Regions from separate parts of the Homo sapiens genome. Here region 1 is linked to region 2. The links are chromatin loops, found by intact Hi-C in ENCODE. Cell type or tissue: chondrocyte. All regions are shown on one strand. Each heading gives the region's core, and the rest is flanking DNA. Links, peaks and the distances in the headings are about the cores only.

Region 1 (5,365 bases), core at 99-5,098, 420 kb after region 2:
TAGCAGTTTTCAGCAAGAGCTAATTGAACAAGCTCTGTGAGTGGCCTCATTCCATTAGCAGGAGCCTCCCACAGAGCGTGACAAGGGCCCTGGTGGCTGAGGGCAGAAGAGGCTGTTTCTGTCCCACATTTGCCTTTGGCCTTTGAAAATGGACTAATTTTCAGCTTTGGGCACTGGTCCTGCCCCTCTGCCCCGGCTCCCGCTCATTTCCAAGGCCACTCTCTGAGTGTCCTGTGTGAGGAAGGGGTGAGGTGAGTTTGTCAGCACTTTATCAGGTGCATGGATCTGAAATGGGACACCTCTGGCCTCCTTGCCAGAGGGTGGCTTTGTGGTGAGGGTAGGGGAGGCAGAAGAAACTTCTAGAAATGTTGCTTTTACTGTGTTTTTTGCCCAAGTCCTAGAGTTGGGGCACCCAGGCCAGTCACATCATAAGATGTGTAATAATAATGTCTTATTTATTCGAGGCCAGGAACTTGAACATTGCTTCCCTGTTTTACAGGGAAACAAATTGAGATTACATGAGCTTAAGAAGCAAGTGAGTGGTAGGGCTGGCATTCCATGCAAGCCACTGAGGAGAAGCCCCTTGTCTCCATGGCAGGGCCAGGAGAGGGGAGGGACACCCCCCAACCCCTACCACCTGCCAGACAGGACCTTCCTGGCCACAGATGCCCTGGATCCCTGACTATCAAAACCCAGCCCCAGCCTTTCAGCTGAGCAGAGAAATACTCAGATCCAGTTCCTCGATGGTCAGGGAAGGCAGGCTTCCTCTGAAGAGCAGATCGCTTTACCCCTTTCTCATCTCATCACCTCTGAGCCCTGCCAGGGTGAGAGCAGCCTTTCCCAGCATCGTCCTTTAAGATGCGACAGAAACAGGTCCCACCTGAGCCAGCAGGAATGCGGCACCCAGTGGCTGGCTCTGCAGTCTTGATGCTCGCCGGCACCTTCAGGGTGAAGGACGCCCTGTCGTAAACGCATGAAGAGCCCTGCGTTTCATATATTGATGTTGTTGCTTTTTCTTTAGAGGAACGTTTGTGCACTGTGGGAACCTCTGTCTCTACCAGTGTCACCCTTGCTGTGGGGAGTGTGTACCGTGTGCGGGGGGCTGGTGGCCTTTCTCTGCTGTCTGCCACAGTTTGTGAGGGGCTCGCTGAGCCTCATACCTGAGCCTCCCCCTCCCCACCCCCTCCTGCCCCAGGGAGGCCCAGAACCAGGGAGGAGAGGTGCTGGGAGTGAGTGCCGAGGAGCTGGGGTCCTGGCCCTGCAGCCACTGTCACAGCACAGCCCCACCCCAGACCTCCAGAGTGGTGGGGCCCTGGTGGTGCAGGTTCCAGACGCTTGGCTGATGCCAGGCCTGGATCCAAGGCCCCCGTCTCCGAGGCCTTAGCTTGCTGTTCTGGAAGGTGATGCTGGCTGGCAGCCATTCCCAGCCCCTCGGAAAGCAGTTGTCAGGCAGTCCCTGAGCTCCAGCGCCCCATCCCCCGCAGGGCCCAGTGATCTCACGCCTGTGCCCCTGGTGCTGGGAGGAGTGGGGTGACACTAGGGCCAGTGCCCACATCAGAGGAGGAAGGTATGAGGCCAGGGCAGGGGGCAGGGCGCCCTCCCGTCCAGCAGCCCCAGTGCCCACTCTGCGCCCTTCGGGGCTCCCGTGGCCCAGAGTGTGGAGCGGCTCAACCTGACCACCCAGGATAGCTTGGGGGCGTTTCGGAGGTTTGGCTGCCTAGGCTGTGCACCTAGCACAGCTCCCCAGGAGAGGGAGGGAGGAGGTCAGGGGAGAGGGCCCTGCTGACCGGGTCATCTCTGGCCCTGGGTTCCCATAGGAGCGCCTAGGCTCTAAGCTGGAGCCTCCCCATCCCAGGACCTTGGGGAGAAAGAGGCTGGGCGCCACCTGCTGGCCCACCAGGGAATTGACAGGGTGGGGGACTGTGGAGCCTGTGCTGGCCGCAGATGAGAGCCCTGACTCCCACCTTCCCTACCCCACCCACCCTGCACCGTCCAGCTCAGTTCTCTGACCCGTGGTGCCAGGTCCCATTTGCAATGGCGAATACTGAACTCGGTGCAACTCTGGCTGCTGGCAGCTGGGCTTGGCCTGCACCTTTCTGTCCCCAAACTCCACTGGGGACCCACCTTCCAGCCACCCCAGGGTGCCACCGCCAGAGCCAGGGGTCAGCCCCACCTTCATTCACTCCTACTCATAGCCTACCTGTTCACTCTGCCCCCATCTGCTACTTGCAGCATCAGAAGGACATGAGGGCACCAAACAGCCCCTGCAGCTGTCCTCAAACATCATGGCCAAGGCTGCACCTGGGAAGTGGACTTTCTGTGGTGCTAGCTCCCTCCTCAGTGCCCTTGACCTTTGTCTGGGTCCCTGCTTAATGTGGCCTAACTAGTTGGGCCAGAGCTCCACAGGTGCTGTCCTGACTCCCAGCCCCAGGAGGGAGGGAGAGGCTGAGACGGCAAGGGAAGCAGAGACTCAGCCACACCAAGGGCCCTGGCAAGGTGGGCCTCTCCTCCATAGCCTCACCAGGCTTCACGTTCAAGGTCACCAAGAGTGCACTTGTTCACTGTCGAGGGCAGAGGTGACTCCTGGGACTGTGCTGGGGGTCCAGGGAGAGCAGGTAGCGGAGTTGCCAGGGAAGCAGCTTGCCTGAGGTCTGTGGTCTTGGCAGGGGCTTCCACAGCGGCCCCACCCTCTCCCTGTCCCCTCCCTCCTGTCCTTGTCCTCGTGTTTACTGAAAACCATGAGAAGGGATGTGGAGAGCGCCTGCAGGAACTGAGAGCAGGAGCCTGGCTCAGCCCTGAGAGGCCCCCAGATATTCAATTCCTAAACCCATAGAGGGTGGGGCATGGGCACAGAGGAGTAACCAGGGGCCACCTCACACAGCCCTGCTCTTTCACCCTGCCCGCCTGGTGGCCTCCTTAGCCTGCAGCCTCAGTGCTGCCCGCTATGGGGTCATGCTGCCTCCTGCTGGCCACACTGCAAAATGCAGCCCAGGGTCGGGCCTAAGGCTACACTTGTCCCTCTTCCGGCAAGCCTGCAGCTGGGCTGGAGGGGAAAGCAGGCACCACAGAATTGCCTGGATGCTCCTGCCCAGGAGGATTGTCCGACTGCATGGGGAGAAAAGTCCAGAACCGTGCCTGGCACATAGTAGTTTTTATGGAGTGAGAGGGCAAAAGTACGCATGATTGTGTGCATCTGAAGTATTTCCGTGCTGATGGCCTGACCAGTATCAGATTATTTTTCAAGCAGGAATTTTGATTCCTCTTGGGTTCACAATATCTTATTATGAAATCCGAATAAGAACAGTCTAATGGCACCAGACAGTGATACAGGTGAGCCTAGAACAGTCAGTGTTCATGTGGGGGACTGCAGCCTGCTTTTCAGGGAGGCTTCAAAAGAATTGAGGAACACAGATTGATGGCAGGGATGAAAATCACAGGGCATATTGAGGAGACCCCCAGCTGGCCATGTGGGGGGCAGGTGGGGCAACAGGAGAACAGTGCCTGCGTCCTGAGGGCTTTCAATGCATCAGGCAGAGGGCCTGCCAGTGCAGAACCTGTTTTCTCTGCGTCCATGACAGCCCTGAGCAGGTGCCATTGTGACCCCTGTCCTGCATTTGAGACAGAGGATGGGGAGGGCTCTGTGATTTGTTCAGAATCCCACGGCAAGAAAGTTGTGGAGCTGAGAGTCAAACCTGGGCTTGGGAGACTTGTAGTGGGTTAAGGGCTTGAACACAGGGTTTTTGGCAGGAAGTGGTGGGCACAAGCACAGATTAGGGCTGGGAGGTGGGGTGGCACATCACAGGCCGTTACTGCCACCCAGAGGGCAACATGGATGCTCCTCCTTTTACCTGCTGGGTGTCCTGTGTGGTAGAAGGGCAGGCTGAAGCTTGATCCTTGTGGTCACACATCCCAGCTGTCACCTGCCTTACTGTGTGCCATGAGCCAGCCCAAAAAAGTCCCCACTAGTCCCCAGGGGAGGCGCTAGGGGTGCTGGGCTGGCTTCCCTCCTCTCCAGGTGGTGCCTGCCCTCCTGGGGCATTTCCCAGCCCTTCTTCCTCTGCATCTCAGGCTCCCTGGGGAGGCAGATATGCTCTCAGGACATCCTGGCAGAGCACAGCCACACGTCTGCCCTGGCAGGCCCACCCTGGGTGGAGGAGGGGCTCTATATGCCAGGGCTCTCTCTCTCGGTGGCTGGCTTTCTTTCCACGAGCATGGCCAGATGACGAGGCTCACCCGCAGCACTACTCACACCTCCAGGAAGGGAAGTTGATGGCAGGGTTCTGGCTGCAGCCAGGCCTGCGGGAGCTTCCTCCCTGATCTCTCTCACTCAAGGGGAAAGCTCAGGGCTGGGCATGAAGGCTGGGGAAAGGCAGGGAAGGCAGAGTCCCCCCAGGCTGGTCAAGGCCCCGATAGCCCCATGTCTCCCTGAGGGGGCGGCTTTCCCCATGAAGAGGGTCCTGGTCACCAAGGCATGAGGACATGCCCAAGGCTGGCCCATCACAACAGGCTCCAGCTCTTGTGCACATGTGTGATCTTCTTGTCCCACCAAAGGCGGGAAAAAGAAGTGCGTGGCCTCCTGCCCCAGATTTGGTGGTAGGGTCAGTGGTGCTGACCTCAGTGCTGTGTGATACCAGCCCCCCAGCCTTTGCCTGGTTCATGTCCCACATCGCCTATCGGTCCCCGCTCCTTCAGTCTGGGACCTTGGCCTGCTCAGTCCTTCTGTGGGGAGCCACATCCATTCACAGTGACTGTTGAGTCTAATGACAGACACCCAAGTGCTGCAAAGCCAGAGCAGCAGCCCCTGAAAGGGTGACTCTGGGGTCTCACCCCATCCCCACTCCTGCCCTGTCCTCTGGTGAGGGCTTCCCTCCTGCTGCCTCAGACTGTCCTGTCTACCCTCAGAGACCCTGTTGGGAGGCTTCCCTCCAACAAGGCACCGTCCCCAGAGGAGAAGGGAGCCCAGCACTCCTGGGACTGTGGGGTCCTTGGTCCACTCACCACTGCCACATGCCTCAGGGAGCCCTCAGAGCAGGGGCTGAGCTGGGGCCCCAGGGTTCCCATGCCCTGGGCGAGCATGGTGCCCTCTTACAGCCTGGGCTGCCCGAGTGTTCCAGGCATCCTGTCATTCAGCAGAGATCTTTCCTCGGTGCCTTCTCTGGATTGGGTGGGCTGCTGAGCTCTGGGGCTGCTGCAGTGAATTATTTAATAGATGGGTGCTTCCCTGCTCTCCAGGGTCCCCCTCTGGGAGAGCCAGCACAGGAGCTAACCAGTCAGAGGAGAAGGCGGTGTAGACCAACTGGTGCAGGGAGACCATGGGGGTGCTGGGCAAGACAGGGACTTGGCGGAACACATGAGATGAGGTAGC
Region 2 (5,365 bases), core at 156-5,155:
CTGGGATTGATTGCACTTAGCATGGATGTTACTCCTTGGCTTCCAGGCCCCAGAGTTCTTTTCTTCTTTTTCTTTTTTTTCTTTTTTTTTTTTTTTGAGATGGAATCTTGCTCTGTCGCCCAGGCAGGAGTGCGGTGGTGCCATCTCGGCTCACTGCAACCTCTGTCTCCCGGGTTCAAGTGATTCTTCTGCCTCAGCCTCCTGAGCAGCTGGGATTACAGGTGCCTGCCACTGCGCCCAACTGATTTTTTTTTTATTTTTAGTAGAGACAGGGTTTCACCATGTTGACCACACTGGTCTCAAACTCCTGACTTCAAGTGATCCACCTGCCTCGGCCTCCCAAAGTGCTGAGATTACAGGTGTGAGCCACCACACCTGGCCTCCAGAGTTCTTCTAAGCAGATCTTATAGTTACCCAGGATCCAGGGGACAGGCAAGGCCTGACTTCTTCGTGGCCCAGCCTGGCCTGAAGGGGAGAATGTGGGTTTCCACTACTGAACAGGGGCATGTGGGCATTTGGGCAAGGTCAGCACCTGCCTTTTCACGTGCTCTCCAGCAAGGTGTCTGTGGACACGAGCCATGTGCATGGGGAGGCCTTGGCTGTGGGGGGAGCTGGGCCTTATGGGCAGGGATGCTTGGCAGAGATGACCAGTGCTTCACCCGTACGTCCAGGAGGAGGCCATGTCTTAGCCCACTTTGTGCTGCTGTAACAAAATGCCAGAGCCTGGGTAATTTATAAAGAACAGAAATTTATTTTCTCAGAGTTCTGGAGGTTGAGAAGTTCAAGAGTGAGTTGCCAGCAAGTCCATTGTCTGGTGAGGGTCTGCTCTCTGCTTCCAACATGGCGCCTTGAATGCTGCATCCTCTAGAGGGAGGAGCGCTCTGTCCTCACATGGCAGAAGCTGGAAGGGCAAAATGAAACCAAACTCCCTTCTTGATGAGGGAGTCAATGGCACCATCAAGCCCTTTTAGAATGGCATTAATCTATTCATGAGTGCAGAGCCCTCATGACCTAAACATTTCCCATATTCCAACACTGTTGCTTTGGGGATTGAGTTTCCAACACACATTTGGGGGACATATTCAGACCATAGCAGGCTGGAACCTTCAAGCATCCAGGAGGGAAGGCTCCTCGCTGGGACTGAGAACAGGATGTCAGCCTGGGGCTGGGTGCAGCCTGCAGGGCCCAAGGATGCCCAGCAGGTGCATGCACTTTTACGACCCAGCCGCCTGCCGGCCCAGAGCTCTTCCTTGCCCCAGTCAGGGCCCAGCCGTCACTAGCAGGAGGCCGTCTCCAGGGCGTTGGCCAGAGCAGAGTTCTCTCACCTCCCCAGCCTCGGCGGAGGAGGAGAAAGTGGCTGTGGCCTCCTGTGGAAGGGGTGGCGATAAGGGACTTTGGCAGTTCCAGGAACTTTGGCCACCTTGAGGCCTTCTAGGAGCCCTGTCTTCTGGGGGGTGGTATACCCCACCAGCACCTGCAGTGCTGGGGTCACTGTGCGCTGGTCAGGTGGCCTGACTGAGGCGCTGCCCCATCTCCAATGTCCCCACCACAATACCTGGCTGCAGGAAGCGCAGTGCAGCTGTGTGCAGAGCCCAGGTGGTTTCTGTCTACCCTGGTGGGGGTGGAGCCAGGCATGGACACTGCTGCAGCCCTGGGAGCCAGGTTCTGGGGCAGTCATATTCCGGTCCCCATCCAGCCCTGGGACACTCACTTTGTCTGCTCAGCCTCGTTTAGGATGAAGCCCATCAAAGGCCTTCATGTTGGGGGTGAGGGGTGTTCATCACAGAACCCGTGTACTACAGTTGACTGCCCAAGGGGTGGGTCCTTGACCCCAGCTAGGCCAACTGGGTCCTCCCCTGGGTTTGTTTTGTTTTGTTTTGTTTTTTTAAGTCTGGAGTGCCTTTCCCCCTTCACTCACTTTCTGATCTACATCCTGGGAGGTGAGAGGCATCATGGTTTTAACTGATCTGAGAGAATGTGGCTGACCCTTGCTCCCTAAGCCAGAGAGTTGGTGCAGACGAAGTCCCTGTGGCCTTGGTGATGCTGATTCCAAGCCCCTGCCACCCCCAAAGGCACTTTTCTCCCAGTGCCTGAGGGCCTGGCTTCTTTCAGCAGAGCCATGGGAGTTGAGCGTCTCATTTGTGCGCCCCACCCTGCCCCCTCAGCAGACAGGCAGGGCTGGGCTGGGCCCAGGCCAGACTCTCCTCTCCCAGGAGCTCTTTGAGGAGCAGCAGGGTGCAGCCAAGAGCGAGCACCTGGGGTTGGCAAGAGGAGACGGGTCTGGAGTCCCCTGGGCAGAGGGAGAGTCCAGCTTCTGGGGAGAAGTGGATCCTCCAGGGTCTAGGGCTGTGTCTGGGGAGCCAGCTCCACAGGGAGTCTGGGCACAACCTGGTGTGGTCTTTGGAACAGCAGGGCCTTGGACAGAAAGCTGTGAAAAAGGCAAAGAGGGGCCCACGATCCAAAGCACCAGTCCATCTTTGCCAACAGTGGTCTGTGCCTGCCTCTTGGAAAGGCCCGTGGTAACAGTTCTCCAACAAGAATCATGTCCTTTGGGTGTTTTGCTTTGCTTTTAAAAAATTTATAACCACATTGCAAACATTTGGAAGATTGAAAACCAACAAAAAAATCGCCAGCAGCCACTGTTCAAGTGTAGAAAAATGCTTGTTTTAGTTAATTTTCTAGCCGGTGTGGTGGCTCATGCCTGTAATCCCAGCACTTTGGGAGGCCGAGGCAGGCAGATCACCTGAGGTCAGGAGTTTGAGAACAGCCTGGCCAACATGGTGAAACCCTGTCTGTACTAAAAATTCAAAAATTAGCCGAGGATCGTGGTGGTGCGCGCCTGTAATCCCAGCTACTCCGGAGGCTGAGGCACGAGAATCACTTGAACACGGGAGGCGGAGGTTGCAGTGAGCCGAAATTGTGCCACTGCACTCCAGCCTGGGTGACAGAGTGAGACTCCATTTCAAAAAAAAAAGGAAAAAATGTTCTAGCATGCAGTCTAGTACTGTGATAGAAGCAGGTTTGGGCTAGGTAACCTAAACCAGTGATTCTCAAGTGCAGTCCCAGGAACAGCAGCAGCACCTGGAAACTTGTTAGAAATGCCAGTTCTCAGGTCCTACCTCCGACCTTCCAAATTAGAACTGAGGGTGAGTTTCAGCAAGTTGTGTTTTAACAGATCTGAATATGTTCTAGTTTGGGAGCGACTGACTCAACACTTTGTAATTTCATGCAGTCCTACTGCTTCACCACCAGAGGGCACCAGGAGGCTGTGGTTTTCCCCTTAAAATTGCCAGCTTTTAGATTCTCAGTGTCGGCCACAGATACTATTCAGACCTCACTGGACTTTAAAAAATAAAGAATGACGGACGATATGTTGAGAATTATTGGCTAACCTTAAATACCACCATGTTTGGACCAAATTGAACTGTCATTGTGGTTAGTCCTTGCCCAACTGCAGAGCCAGTGTCTTTTGGTGGTGGTGGAACGCATTTGGTGGTACTTCTTTTGTTCAGAACATAAAGAAATGTAAAAGCATTGGGGTCAGAAACAAAGACAGACTCCTATTAAAAGTCTGAATTCTTTATGGCTGGGCATGGTGGCTCACGCCTGTAATCCCAGCACTTTGGGAGGCCAAGGCGGGTGGATCCCCTGAGATCAGGAGTTCGAGACCAGCCTGGCCAACATGGTGAAATCTCTATTAAAAATACAAAAAATTAGGCAGGCATGGTGGCAGTCACCTGTAATCCCAGCTCCTCGGGAGGCTGAGGCAGGAGAATCGCTTGAACCTGGGAGGTGGATGTTGCAGTGAGCTGAGATCACACCATTGCACTCCAGCCTGAGCAACAAGAGGGAAACTTTGTCTCAAAAAAAGAAAAAAGTTCTGTATTCTATATGGCCAGGTGCGATGGCTCATACCTGCAATCCTAGCACTTTGGGAGGCCATGGTGGGTGCATCGCTTCAGCCCAGAAGTTTGAGACCAGCCTGGGCAACATGGCAAAACCCTGTCTCTACAAAAAAAAAAAAAATTAGCAGGGTGTAGTGTCACGTGCCTGTAGTCCCAGCTACTCGGGAGGCTGAGGTGGGAGGATGGGTTGAGGCTTCAATGAGCTGAGATGGTGCCACTGCACTCCAGTCTGGGCGACAGAGTGAGATCCTGTCTAAAAAAAAAAAAAAAACAAGTTCTATGAAAGGCAGAATACAGTTCCACTGTGGCCACGCCTGTAATCCCAATACTATGGGAGGCTGAGGCAGGCGGATCATGAGGTCAAGAGATCAAGACCATCCTGGCCAATATCGTGAAACTCCGTCTCTACTAAAAATACAAAAATTAGCTGGGCGTGGTAGCACGCTTGTAGTCCCAGCTACTCAGGAGGCTGAGGCAGGAGAATTGCTTGAACCCAGGAGGCAGAGGTTGCAGTGAGCTAAGATCGCGCCACTGCACTCCAGCCTGGCGATGGAGCGAGACTCTGTCTCAAAAAAAAAAAAGAGACTTATGATAGATGCGGTTGTTTGCCTCTCCTCCCACACCTGCTTCAAACAGTGTTTGGGTGCTGCATTAGCACCCAGTGGCCTTAGAAAGTGCCTTCAGAACAGTGGGCTCCAGGCAGGGAAGGCTCTCTTGGAGGTGGTCTTTGGGCCTCCTCAAGCTTCCCAGGGGTCTAGGAATGACCTGTGTGATCTAGCTTCCTGCCACTTCCTGGAGCATTTGACTTTCTTCTTCATGGCCCCCAGCGCCCTTTTCTGAGAACACCACTGACCTCAGCAGTTTCTCTGAGTGGTTTGCGAAGCCCCGAGGCATGTGTGCCAAGGACCTCCCTGAGATGCCTGAGCTGCTCTTCCCACTCACAGAGCTTTGTGGGGGTTTTAATACAATAAGCCATCAAAAGTATAGATTAGACTTTTTTAGCACTGCGTAAAAGACACTTCCATTAAACTCCATGGTTTTTTTTTTTTTTTTTTTTTTTTTTTTTTTGCTTTATTGGAACTGTGCCGTTATCCAAAACTCAGCCATAGACATGACGATTTATTCATTTGACAAACACTGAAATTTTTGGCGGGGTGGGGAACGAAGTCTGGGCTCTGTCACCTAGACTGGACTGCAGTGGTGCAATCATGGCTCACTGCAAGCTTGACCTGCTGGGCTCAAGCGATCCTTTCCCCCTGCCTCAGTCTCCCAAGTAGCTGGGACTACAGGCCTGCACCACCACGGCCAGCTAATTTTTAAATTTTTTGTAGAGACAAGTTCTCCCTATGTTGCCCAGGCTGGTCTTGAAATCCTGGGCTCAAGCAATTGGCCTACCTCGGCCTCCCAAAGTGTTAGAATTATAGGCATGAGCCACCATGCCCAGCCAACAAGCATTTATT

The links. Hi-C counts contacts between places; a loop is a spot of excess contacts. Peaks named below come from ENCODE experiments on the same cell type or tissue, not always from the same donor. Only the 100,000 strongest peaks of a DNase experiment are listed, where the experiment ranks them.
Region 1: it touches region 2 in a loop (6-fold over the local background); 60 of 110 quality-filtered maps call a loop at or near these places.

What each region holds. Positions count from the first base shown.
Region 1 is chr2:232,324,319-232,329,683 of GRCh38, forward strand. All of the region lies in intron 14 of DIS3L2 (DIS3 like 3'-5' exoribonuclease 2), which reads left to right. Among named protein-coding and RNA genes, the nearest start is that of ALPP, 52 kb to the right of the region's middle. RefSeq lists enhancers at 3,773-4,042, 4,113-4,162, 5,257-5,365. In chondrocyte, for the core only: CTCF peaks have their summits at 1,856 (motif pointing left), 2,068, 2,975 (motif pointing left) and 3,174; DNase peaks (open chromatin) are centred at 1,478 and 3,003.
Region 2 is chr2:231,903,001-231,908,365 of GRCh38, forward strand. No RefSeq gene overlaps it. Among named protein-coding and RNA genes, the nearest start is that of MIR1471, 13 kb to the left of the region's middle. RefSeq lists enhancers at 2,130-2,748, 2,749-3,366. In chondrocyte, for the core only: CTCF peaks have their summits at 3,254 (motif pointing right) and 3,474; DNase peaks (open chromatin) are centred at 1,421, 1,561 and 2,231.